Regions from separate parts of the Homo sapiens genome. Here region 1 is linked to region 2. The links are chromatin contacts, found by Hi-C in ENCODE. All regions are on one chromosome and are shown on one strand. The core of a region is the stretch at or near the end of the contact, and the rest is flanking DNA. Distances in the headings are between cores, read along the strand shown. Region 1 holds the start of SUPT20H (SPT20 homolog, SAGA complex component). Region 2 holds the start of LHFPL6 (LHFPL tetraspan subfamily member 6).

Evidence for each region. Hi-C counts contacts between places; a loop is a spot of excess contacts on that map. Pooled maps may share reads with other maps.
Region 1: a loop to region 2 is called in a pooled map, with 5 times the contacts of the local background. The contact joins the promoter of SUPT20H here to the promoter of LHFPL6 in region 2. A Hi-C loop is called at or near these places in 5 of 50 pooled maps.

What each region holds. Positions count from the first base shown.
Region 1 is chr13:37,055,076-37,061,063 of GRCh38, forward strand. It overlaps SUPT20H (SPT20 homolog, SAGA complex component), which reads right to left and starts at 4,613. Exons shown (of 26, transcript NM_001014286.3): 1 at 4,484-4,613. RefSeq lists a silencer at 4,525-4,784.
Region 2 is chr13:39,600,560-39,606,626 of GRCh38, forward strand. LHFPL6 (LHFPL tetraspan subfamily member 6) reads right to left here and starts at 2,634. Exons shown (of 4, transcript NM_005780.3): 1 at 2,324-2,634; 2 at 273-831. The coding sequence starts at 657. LOC112268119 (protein SPT2 homolog) reads left to right here and starts at 765. Exons shown (of 4, transcript XM_035861111.2): 1 at 765-834; 2 at 1,891-1,981; 3 at 2,085-3,083. The coding sequence starts at 765. RefSeq lists a silencer at 2,529-2,828.

The sequences.
Region 1 (5,988 bases), core at 3,363-5,862, 2.5 Mb before region 2:
CTTCAAGGAGAACTACAAACCACTGCTCAAGGAAATAAAAGAGGATACAAACAAATGGAAGAACATTCCATGCTTATGAGTAGGAAGAATCAATATCGTGAAAATCGCCATATTGCTCAAGGTAATTTATAGATTCAACGCCATCCCCATCAAGCTACCAATGACTTTCTTCACAGAATTGGAAAAAACTACTTTAAAGTTCATATGGAACCAAAAAAGAGCCCACATTGCCAAGTCAATCCTAAGCCAAAAGACAAAGCTGGAGGCATCACGCTACCTGACTTCAAACTATACTACAAGGCTACATTAACCAAAACAGCATGGTACTTGTACCAAAACAGAGATATAGACCAATGGAACAGAACAGAGCCCTCAGAAATAATGCCACATATCTACAACCATCTGATCTTTGACAAACCTGACCAAAACAAGCAATGGGGAAAGGATTCCCTATTTAATAAATGGTGCTGGGAAAACTGGCTAGCCATATGTAGAAAGCTGAAACTGGATCCCTTCCTTAGCCCTTACACAAAAATTAATTCAAGATGGATTAAAGACTTAAATGTTAGACCTAAAACCATAAAAACCCTAGAAGAAAACCTAGGCAATACCATTCAGGACATAGGCGAGGGCAAGGACTTCATGTCTAAAACACCAAAAGCAATAGCAACAAAAGCCAAAATTGACAAATGGGATCTAATTAAACTAAAGAGCTTCTGCACAGCAAAAGAAACTACCATCAGAGTGAACAGGCAACCTACAGAATGGGAGAAAATGTTTGCAATCTACTCATCTGACAAAGGGCTAATATCCAGAATCTACAATGAACTCAAACAAACTTCCAAGGAAAAAACAAACAACCCCATCAATCAGTGGGCGAAGGATATGAACAGACACTTCTGAAAAGAAGACATTTATACAGCCAAAAGACACATGAAAAAATGCTCATCACTGGCCATCAGAGAAATGCAAATCAAAACCACAATGAGATACCATCTCACACCAGTTAGAATAGCGATCATTAAAAAGTCAGGAAACAACAGGTGCTGGAGAGGATGTGGAGAAATAGGAACACTTTTACATTGTTGGTGGGACTGTAAACTAGCTCAACCATTGTGGAAGTCAGTGTGGCGATTCCTCAAGGATCTAGAAGTAGAAATACCATTTGACCCAGCCATCCCATTACTGGGTATATACCCAAAGGATTATAAAACATGTTGCTATAAAGACACATGCACACGTATGTTTATTGCAGCACTATTTACAGTAGCAAAGACTTGGAACCAACCCAAATGTCCAACAATGATAGACTGGATTAAGAAAATGTGGCACATATACACCATGGAATACTATGCAGCCATAAAAAATGATGAGTTCATGTCCTTTGCAGTGACATGGATGAAGCTGGAAACCATCATTCTCAGCAAACTATCGCAAGGACAAAAAACCAAACACTGCATGTTCTCACTCATAGGTGAGAATTGAGCAATGAGAACTCATGGACACAGGAAGGGGAACTTCACACACCAGGGCCTGTTTTGGGGTGGGAGGAGGGGGGAGGGATAGCATGAGGAGATATACCTAATGTTAAATGACAAGTTAATGGGTGCAGCACACCAACATGGCACATGTATACATATGTAACAAACCTGCACGTTGTGCACATGTACCCTAAAACTTAAAGTATAATAAAAAGAAAAAAAAAAAAAGAAAATCTTCTTTTCTATAACTACAGGAGTTCTTATCCTGGCTGCACAAGAGTAACTTGCAGAGCTTCAAACTGTGGGATGCCTGTGACCCACCTGCTTGAGACTGATTAAGTGGTCTAGAGTGAGGCACAGTCCCCATTTTTGGAGCTCCCCAGACGAGTCAAACGTGCTGCCAGGGTTGAAGCTCACTCTGCCTAGCAAAGGATGGTGCGTAACATTTGCTCTGAGATAAGACTGGGCATGGTGGTTCACACCTGTAACCCCAGGACTTTGGGAGGCCCAGGTGAGAGGATCATCTGAGCTGAGGAGTTTGAGACCAGCCTGGGCAACATAGTGAGACTTGTCACTACTAAGGGAAGAAAAAAAAATTAGTCCAGCATGGTGGCACAGGTCCCAGCTACTCGGTAGGCTGAGGCAGGAGGATCACTTAAGCTTGGGAAATAGAGGCTGCAGTGAGCCATGATCACACCACTGTACTCCAGCCTGGGTAAAAGAGCAAGACCCTGTCTCAAAAAAAAAAAAGTTAGAAATAAAAATAAATAGAAAACATTTGCTCTGAGACTGATGACAAATAAAAATTATTTTTAATCTATTCACCTAACTTCATGTAACCACTACTGGGTGTCTACACAGCTGAACTAAAGCACAACTTCTGATGACAGAAAACAAGATTTTCCAGGTAAAACAGTTTTGCTTTGATTTTTGGTGAACCCCAAAGCTTTGTTTTTTGCCAAGCCATTAAAAAAAAAAAAAAAAAAAAAAGGAAAGGGCCAGGTGGGGTGTGGCTCACGCCAGTAATCCCAGCACTTTGGGAGGCAGAGGCTGCCAGATGGCCTGAGCCCAGGAGCAGTAGTTCCAGACCTGCCTGAGCAACATGGGGAAAGTGTCTCTACAAAAAAATACAGAAGGCCGGGTGCAGTGGCTCACACCTATAATCCCAGCACTTTGGGAGGCCAAGGCAGGTGGATTGCTTCAGCCCTGGAGTTCGAGACCAGCCTGGACAACATGGCGAAACCCCGTCTCTACTAAAAACACAAAAATCAGCCGGGTGTGGTGGCGTACACCTGAAATCCCAGCTACTCAGGAGGCTGAGGCAAGAGAATCACTTGAACCTGGGAGGTGGAGGCTGCAGTGAGCGAAGATCGCGCCACTGCACTGCAGCCTGGACGACATAGAGAGACTCCGTCTCAAAAAAAAAAAAAAAAAAAAGTTGGCTGGGGCGGTGGCTCAGGCCTGTAAGAGGCAGAAGCGGGTGGGTCACTTGAGGTCAGGAATTCGAGACCAGCCTGACCAACAATGGTGAAACCCAGTCTCTACTAAAAAAATTAAAAATTAGCCGGGTGTGTTGGCACACACCTGTAATCCCAGCTACTCCGGAGGCTGAGGCAGGAGAATGGCTTGAACTGGGAGGCAGAGGTTGCAGTGAGCCAGGATCGCCCCATTGCACTCCAGCCTGGACAACAAGAGTGAAACTCCGTCTGAAACTTTAAAAAATGGACTAACCTCCTAATACAACACAAACACAAGCACCATACAACTGTAAATGATTTACGATCATTTACAATGAGTAAGATATTACTCCTACCCTTGAAAAGCTCGTAGGAGGTTTAAGTTGAATTTAGGTGAACGTGAAAATTTTCTGACCACTGAATTTGAAGATGAAGATACACTATGTACTTTTCGGACAAAATGTGATGACTTTAAGATTTCTTGTCACTAAATTGGGGATGGGGGCTTACTAACTTTAAATTATTTAAGTACTTCAGACAAAAACTAATAACTTCATATCTCTCACAAAGCAAACATTCTGTCTATACACAGAATTTACTAGAACCTGTGAGGAAACTGTAATCATTATCATTTCCGTTTTACAGAATAAGGCAATCAGAACAACTGACTTTCCTAACATCACAGACCTAGATCAGAATTCAGAACTCTGTGTCCAATCTTAGGTCCCTTCCAATATTACAACCTGCAAACTAATCAAACCGGCATCTGTTTTTACATTTCTTTAAAAAAAGCAAAGCAATTAAAAAAAGGACCCAATTCTGCTCAGAGACGAATATGTATTTCTTAATTTGGATCTAACTTTATAACATGGTGATCAACCCAAGTACACTGTACTCGACTCCGAAAATCCTGCTCGTCACTTTATATTTTGAGTCCTACTAGAGACTTTGATGAATTGCACTCAAGAAGACGCGGCCCCCACTACGCAGTGGCTACGGGAGATGGCTTCCAGGGCAACTGTTCTCCAAGTTCATTTCTGAGCGCCGGGTAACCATGGCCAGTAATTAATCCAATTCTAAGCGTTGCTATCAATTCTACGCGTTGCTATCAATTCTACTGATTTCCCTGATCGACCAGAGTCTTCCCATTGCAGGAGCTTTTGTCACAACTTAGGCTTTACCTGTACAACCGTCATCTCCACAGAGGAGCGACAAGCCTTTATGCAATATGGACACCAAGAAAACCGCCTTCGAAGACACGCAAGGCAAAATTCTTGCCAGTGTCCGGAAATACCCGTCTCTGGAACCCAAAAGTCAAACTAAAATTAAAAGTTCGGCTTAGCAACACCGCGAAAGGCGATGTAGGCGTCCACCTGGAGTTTAGCTGCCTCAACCTCCGCCCCGGCCTGCCGGGTCTCTGGGGACCCCGTCTTCCTCCAGCGGGCTCTGGGATGCGGCCCGCTCACCTCTGACCCTGGCCGGATCTCGCGCGTCTAAGCCACCGCGTTGCCAGTCGCTGGCCACCCACCTACCGCCACCGCCCACCTGTGCGGGTCGCCTCGCCGCTAGGCCCCAAGACGGCGCCGCCTGCTCGGCAGCAAAGCCCACCCGCCCCGTCGGCGGCTCAGTGCTGCACCCCCACCAACAGCCAGTTCCGGCGGCCGCACTTCCGATTGGCAGGCTGGGCCGAGGGGCGGGGAAGGCGGGCGGAAGGGGAGGAGCCGGGAGGGCGGGGCCGCTGCCAGGAGCCTGGAGCGCTGCGTTCCGCGCAGGACGCCGGTGAGGCCCGCAGAGACTTGCGTCCGGGCGGGAGGCGGGGCCCAGGATCTCTGCTCAATCCTGGAGTCCGAGTCCGCAAAGTGGGAGGGAGGGTGTAGATGTGAATTTGGGGAAAAACGACCCTGTTGAATTTCTAGAGTGGAAGAAACATAGAACTAGCTTTTCTCTTTGCTTAGCACATACAAATGGAAAAACAGCGACACCGTTACCTACATTTACTAGTCCAATGCGTACAACCTTCTGTAGTATATCAACTGCCAATGAGTTTATGTTTTTAAAAAAACCACCCCAGAGAAGGGTTCTAAAAATTCAGAAACCGCATTACTAGCACACATTGTAAGGTCTGTTTTGTTTTGTTTGTTCGTTTGTTTTTCAGACAGAGTCTCGCTCTGTCGCCCAGGCTGGAGTGGAGTGGAGAAATCTCAGCTAACTGCAACCTTTGCCTCCTGGGTTCAAGCGATTCTCCCTGCCTCAGTCTCCGGAGTAGCTGGGATTATAGGCGTGCACCACCACACCCGGCTAATTTTTGTATTTTTAGTAGAGACTGTTTCACTATGTTGGGCAGGCTGCTCTTGAACTCCTCATCTCAAGTGATCCACCCGCCTTGGCCTCCCAAAGTGCTGGGATTACAGGCGTGAGCCATCATGCACGGCCTGGGGTGAATCTTTTTAATGAGCATTTATTATTTGCCGTTCACAATGCCAAGGGTCATAATGAATGAAAGTGTCTTGGAATTAGAGTTAGTGGTTGCACACATTATAAGTGTATTAAAGTACACTCCAAAATAAAATCCGAACACATTAAGTGGTTACTCCCATTCCTCCCTCTCTCAGCCCCTGGCAAATGCCAATCAGCTTTCAAACTGTGGTACCTATTACGGATATTTCATATAAATGGAATGTGTGACCTTTTGGTCTGTCTTCGTAGCATAATCTTTTGCAGGTTCACCTTGTACACCTTGTTGCATGTATCGGTACTTCATGTCTCTTTATGGCTACTATTCCACTGTACCTAGATGCCACAGTTTTACCTGTCCATCCACTGATGGACATTTGGGTTGTTTCCACTTTCGGGCTATTGTGAATAGCAATGATATGAACATTTGTATACAAGTATTTGTTCGAGTCCCTGTTTTCAATTCTTTTGGGTATAAACATAGTGGAACTTCTGGGTCTTATAGTAATTCTACGTGAAAATATTTGAGGAACCCATAAACAAATGTTTCTACAGCAGCTGAACCATTCATTTTACATACCAAGAGCATTGTCGGG
Region 2 (6,067 bases), core at 1,384-3,883:
ACCTCAAACAACCTAGATGTTACTGTTTCACATAGGTGGCACTTAGCAGGCCAGTGATGTATATGTACAGAAATTAAGAACTCTTGAAGTTGTAAAGCAGCAATTCTGACAATAATCTTGACTTTGGCAACCTATCATCAAAGCCATTCCAAATCTATTTCTCTTATGCATTCCAGGTGTCATTTATAATAATCTCAGTAGACAACTGAAACATAACTTTTAATACTGCTTTGGGATTCCAGTAAACAACTCAAGCTCAGCAAGTCACTTACCCCCAAGAAACTGAATTCCTCCAGCCACTCTTCCCACTGTCCTGGAGATGAGGTCGGAAACACAGCAACCCATGAGGGCAGTGAGCGCCACCAGGAGGAGGAGGCCACAACCCAGGCCGGTCACTATGGTGCAGATCCTCCATTCTGCGCTGGGGATGCCCTGGAAGGAGGCATAGCGCCCACATTCCTCCACCATCACCATCATCTGCCGACTCTCATCATGCACAGGATATGAGCACCTCCGGAAGGTACCGAAGGACACAGGCTTGCCCAGCTGTGATCCCCAGAGCCAGTAAGGCATAAAGAACCCCACGCAGGAGGTGGCAGCACAAAGAAAAGACAGCAAAGCCCAGATTACTCCAGTACAAGTCAGGCTGGATGCCATCTTTCACCAGATAGGGCAATGAGGACCCCAAGTAAGTGTTCAGGGACTGCAGGAGTGAATGAAGGTGTGAAATCACCAGGGACCCACAGATAATCCACAGTTCCGTAATGCAGAATGGATCTTCAGTCTTACTGGGCATCAACTTTCCATCCTCTGCACTAAAGATGATGGTCCCTGGTAAAACAACAGGAAACATTAAAAATTAAAGGCATTAAAAGAAGTGATAACACTGTTTCAGCTAGTCTACAATTTTCAATTAATAAACATTGAGACTTGCCTCAACACTTTAAAAGTGGGAAGAACTAATTCTCTCTATGAGCTTCATAACTCGATTTTTGTCAAACCAGCTCAAAGCTTTTTCATGTCTTTATCTTCCGTAAATATTTCCAAATTAACTCTGACAGCTATTTACTTAAAGAAACGCCCGATTTTTATTTGACAGGCCAATGAATTCATTCTATATATTATATACTCACATTAAAAGTAATGTAGCACTTTCACTGGGCAATAAACAATTAAAATAAAATGAACCATGCCATGATTTCCATTTTTTGGCTTGCAAGTTCATGCTCATAGTTTGTTGCAACTTTTCTATGTCCCTTTAAGGGTGCATTAACTCTCTGCATGAGCCAAACAAACTAATTAGGATAATTTTTCACAATTGCAGAGTACCATAAATTTAACAAGCATTATGGTCTGCGGAGGCACCCACAGTACAGAACTATTACCAGACACTCTTTGTACTCATTCAGCAGCATTTCAGAATTTCTTTAGTCTTAACATCTTCTAGTGTAAAAGAATGCCTGTGTATGACTTATTTTGAGTCTGCAGTTTTGATTCATTGATTCCAACAGTTCTATTGCAATCATTTCTCCCACTGAATGATTGTCTAATTTGAACAGCAATCCATACTTCCCAGTATGCTACATCAAACCCCAGTCATCCAAATGGTTCCAGGGGCATCTACTTCCACCCCAGCCTTTCAAAAAGAGTTCCTTAACCATTTCTCACACTTTCCATAAAGAAATGAATACAGAAGCACAGAGCCCATCCACCCTAGAATTCCACCCCCAGGACCCCTAACTCCAGCTTTCAGGGTCCATAGCAAATTTCCCCCTTTCTTCACCTCGCCCCTACCCGTTTTTTTCTCTAACCACCGCCCATTTTCAGTTCTGGATGTCACTCAAACGGGAGGTCGGCTACTACTTTTTTTTCTAATCTTGTCAACTGCAGTCAGGGCTGAAGTTGATCTATCTGGGCCACGAGGCTGGGGAAGACCAGCAGGGGGTGGCCTGCGGGCAGGGGGCCCCCATCTCCAACTGCGGTGAGGCGCCCTCGCCAAGACAAGCCCATATTTAGCCCCCTGCCATTGCCTCACCGAGCCACTCCACCCATGGAGACACACAATGATCCCTCCATTCTAAAAGGGGGCAAGAGGCATTTTCCAGCCGGCTCTGGACGAAGGGAGGGGATAAGGATGGGAAGGCAGCACCCCCCGGAGGCAGACGCCAAGAGCGGACGCGGCTGGCAGGCAGAGCCGACGGATCCGCCGAGCTCAGGAAGTCCGGAGCCCGGGAGCAGCCCAACTCCGGCTCCGGGGCAGAGAGGGAGCCCGGGAGAAAGCAGCGGAGCCCACGCCCACGGGGCAGCCGAGTGATTTACTTACATGGCTGGCGGGCGGCGGCCACCTTCCCTCCCGCGTCCCGGGCGCACACACAACTTGCTGTCTTTCTCGGGCGGGAACATCCACGGGAAACCGGACCGTCCTGCCCTTCTTTGCCTCTGTCCCTAACAGCCGCAGAACCCCGGGGCCCGACCTGGAAGAGCAGGGGTTGGCAGGAGGCGGAGGGTCTCCAGAAGCGGGCTGGCACCAGCGGAGACCCCCACTCCCGGCGAGTCCGCGGCGGCAGCTCTGGCGGAGCGCTGTGGGCGCGCGCGGGCGCCGGGGATCGCACGCAGAGGAGCGGATCTCCCTTTGGCAGGCGAGGCACGCACCGCCTCCTCCCCTCCGCTGCCCGGCCCTCCTCTTTCTCCAGTCCCCTCCCCTCGCGCCCCGGGGAACTCCGCGCAGACAGACCCAGGACGCACCGGGGACGTTCCTGGAGCGCCGGGAAGGGAGTGGGGGGGTGCCCCGCTGTCCGCGCGGGTCCAGGCCCACCCCCGGGGGCAGCTTTCGCGGCTCCTCCCCTAGCCCCGAGCCCCCTCGCGCCCCCTCTCCCTGCGTCTCATTCAAAGCTGAGTGGGGAAGGCAGACAGACCGAGAAGTATGGGAGAAAGTTGCTTGTCTTCCTGGGTGACCCCGAGGAGCCACGGAAGATGACACACTTTGCCTGTTGGGGCTTTTCTGGGTTTACTGTTCGGGTTTATGCTCCTGTTTTCCTGCCGCCGTTAAAAGAAGCCGTAGACGGGAAAGAGGGCCTTAAAGAGTGGGTAAAGTGGCCCCTTTGAGATTTGAGGAGGCTTTTGAGAAGTGGTCACTTTGGAAGGCGGTGAATGAGGCGGTTGTGGACGTGGGAATTAAAGCACAGCAGACAGCCCAAGGCTCATGTATGGCATGGGGGCAGCTGCCTTTCCAGACGAGCCAGGGAGAAGGCAGGGGCGGACCTCTAGCGAGCCTCTCCCAAGAGATACACTCTTTCAAAGGTCTCTCTCTCTCTCTCTTGCTGTTTCTCTGTCTCTCTCTCCCTCCCTCCCTCCCTTTCCCTTCACTTCCTCCCTCCCTTCTCCTCCATCCTGCCTCCTGATCAATTTTGCAATTTATTCCATCGTTTGATTTCTTTTCTGAGAAACAACTGATTTTTAGTTCCCCTCTGGACTTGAGGACTTTTTCCACTTGTCATTAGCACTAACCCCTTTAGAAGTTTAGAGCTAGATTCAGTAGATGACTGTGGGAGTCTCTGCTGAACACAGTATTTTAAGAAGTATGCCATCTGGGAACAGCAGTTTTTGAAGTAGACAGTTTCCCAGATATAGTTTTTGTGAGGTGTCTTTTTAGAGGAGTTGAAAGTAATAAATTGGTAGGTATATATTTCATAGCAGATTTTCAGACTGCACCATTTTAATTAGCCGTGATGGTGTACATTTTTCCCACAACGACAGCTGGAGATATGTGTTCTTTTATTATTATTTTGAAAGACCTTAAGTGATTGATTCCAAGCCTTTTGAGGTCACAGGTCTTTTAAAAAATACGATGAAACTGATAAGCCTTCCAGAAAAAAAAATGCGCGGACATATAAAGCTTTACCACAGCGATTCTGAAGAAGGAAAGGGATATTTGGCAAGGTCTGAAGATAATTTTGATTATCATAACCCATGAATGGGGAGTATTACTGGCATCTAGTTGGTAAAGACCCGAGATTCTGCTAAATACAGTGCACAGGACAGTCCCCAAAATTACCTGGGCCAAAATGTCAATCATTTGAATGAAATATCAGGTGGTTTCCCATTCCCTTAAAGCCCATCCATGAATCCCATATTCAGAATCCCCAATTTAAGTGTTTTTGTTTTTGGTGTTGTTGTTGAGTTTAAGTTGTTTTAACTCTTCTCTTACAAATCACCGGTTACTGGTTTCAGTGACAGCATAAGAATGATTGGTCTGACTTCCAGTTAGGTACCACACCCTTAGTTATTACACAGAGCCTTCATACCTATATAATATGATGGTGGAAGATATGATCATAAAAGACAAAAGAATAATAGTGAGAATCGGAGTCACCTCCGTACAACCTGCAGGGGAAATTGCTCTCAAACACTTTCTTAAGTGTGAGAAAGCTTAAGCGCAAGTGCTGGCTGGAGACATATTAATGATAATCATGGTTACTACAGATTGACTCCTTGCTGTGTGTTAGTACATTAAGGTCCCTTAATAGATTACTTATCCAGTCCTCAAAAAAGAAAAGAAAAATTATGAAGAAGGAATAATTATTATTTTACCGCAAGGATAAGAAGTAATTTGCCCAAAAATTTACAGCTAAAAAATGACTTTTAAAAAAATCTCATTATTTGCACTCTCTTAAGCAGAGTAAATGCTATCACAGAGATTCTGCCTAAAATGAAAAAAAAAATGACAGAAGAGGCCAAATTTTTAAAAATCTTTCAGGATGCAATATCAATTATTTGTGAAAGTATAATACTGGGACTCAAATTTCTAACTTAAATAAGTGAATTCAGACAAATGGTGATCTTCCCAAGCCCTAAGTTATCTCATTGTTAAAAAGAGATTGAAATAGGTTATTTTAATTTTTTTTAAGCTCACAACTTCCAGCATCATGGTTATATGGGTCCTCTTATCTTTGAGAAGGAATTTAGAGATCATCTAATCTTGTTCAAGTATGTAATTTTACAGCTGACAAAACAGAGGCTCGAAATTCTTCCAGTGTCTTACCCAAAGCTGAGGCTATAATCCACATATCTTGATTTCTCTTTCTAATTATCTTACTAAACTATAATATCTTCTGAATTACTCCTTATGTTCTTCCATGCACACTTTGTAAGCAAAATGCATTATAATTTATTTAAGCCCCTTTGCATTAAATTTGTACCTTTAAAGGACCATTAAATTACTTCACAGCCAGAAGTTCCCACATAGCAGATGCCACTTATAACACCTATTCCAGGTTTGGGTTTCCAGTATGTTTGGATAGTAGTCTCATTGAGTCACAAGATGAGATCATGAATGCGACAGTATATGGAAAGCTATAAAGTGTTTATGACAACACTCTTGGTTGGCTACCCAGTATTAATTCACAATCCCCTCTCCCTTCTCACCAGATACTCTTCTAGCATCCCTTAAAGCAAGTAATGGCCACTTGATCCTGCTGTAGCCAATGAGTTTGCTAAGGAGGCCTCTGGGGAAGATTGTATTCTCTGATAAAATAAGGAGACGTGAGAGAATAGTTCTCTCACCATCATGACTGTCTTCGGGCACATTCTTGAAGGTGTTTAGAGCTCTAGCAGCCTTCTTGTAACCAGGTGGGGGGTCACAGAGACATACTCCCAGTGATCTAACATTGTAGAGCTTCTCACCTCCATTTGAATTATTTAAAAAGTAAATTATAGATTTTTAATATGGTTTAAATCACTATGAGTTGAATTTTCTCCTTTTAGTAGCTAAAAGCATTCCTAATTGATAAAGCATGGTATAGATAAGACATTTTCAATGAGAGGAAATATACATCAGTGAACATTGTATCTCAGTGCTTGGCAATGTAGACAGATACTCAATAATCAAACAGTAATTGTGGGATTTAATGAACAAATCAATATCATCGTGATTACTATCCTTGTTCTAATGCAGCCTACAGAGTGGGTATTTAATTTTTAAACAAATGGTATGCTATGTGAAATTAGGGAAGGAGCATGATAATGAAATATCGAGAACATAATGAAATCAATCACTTCTGACTACCAG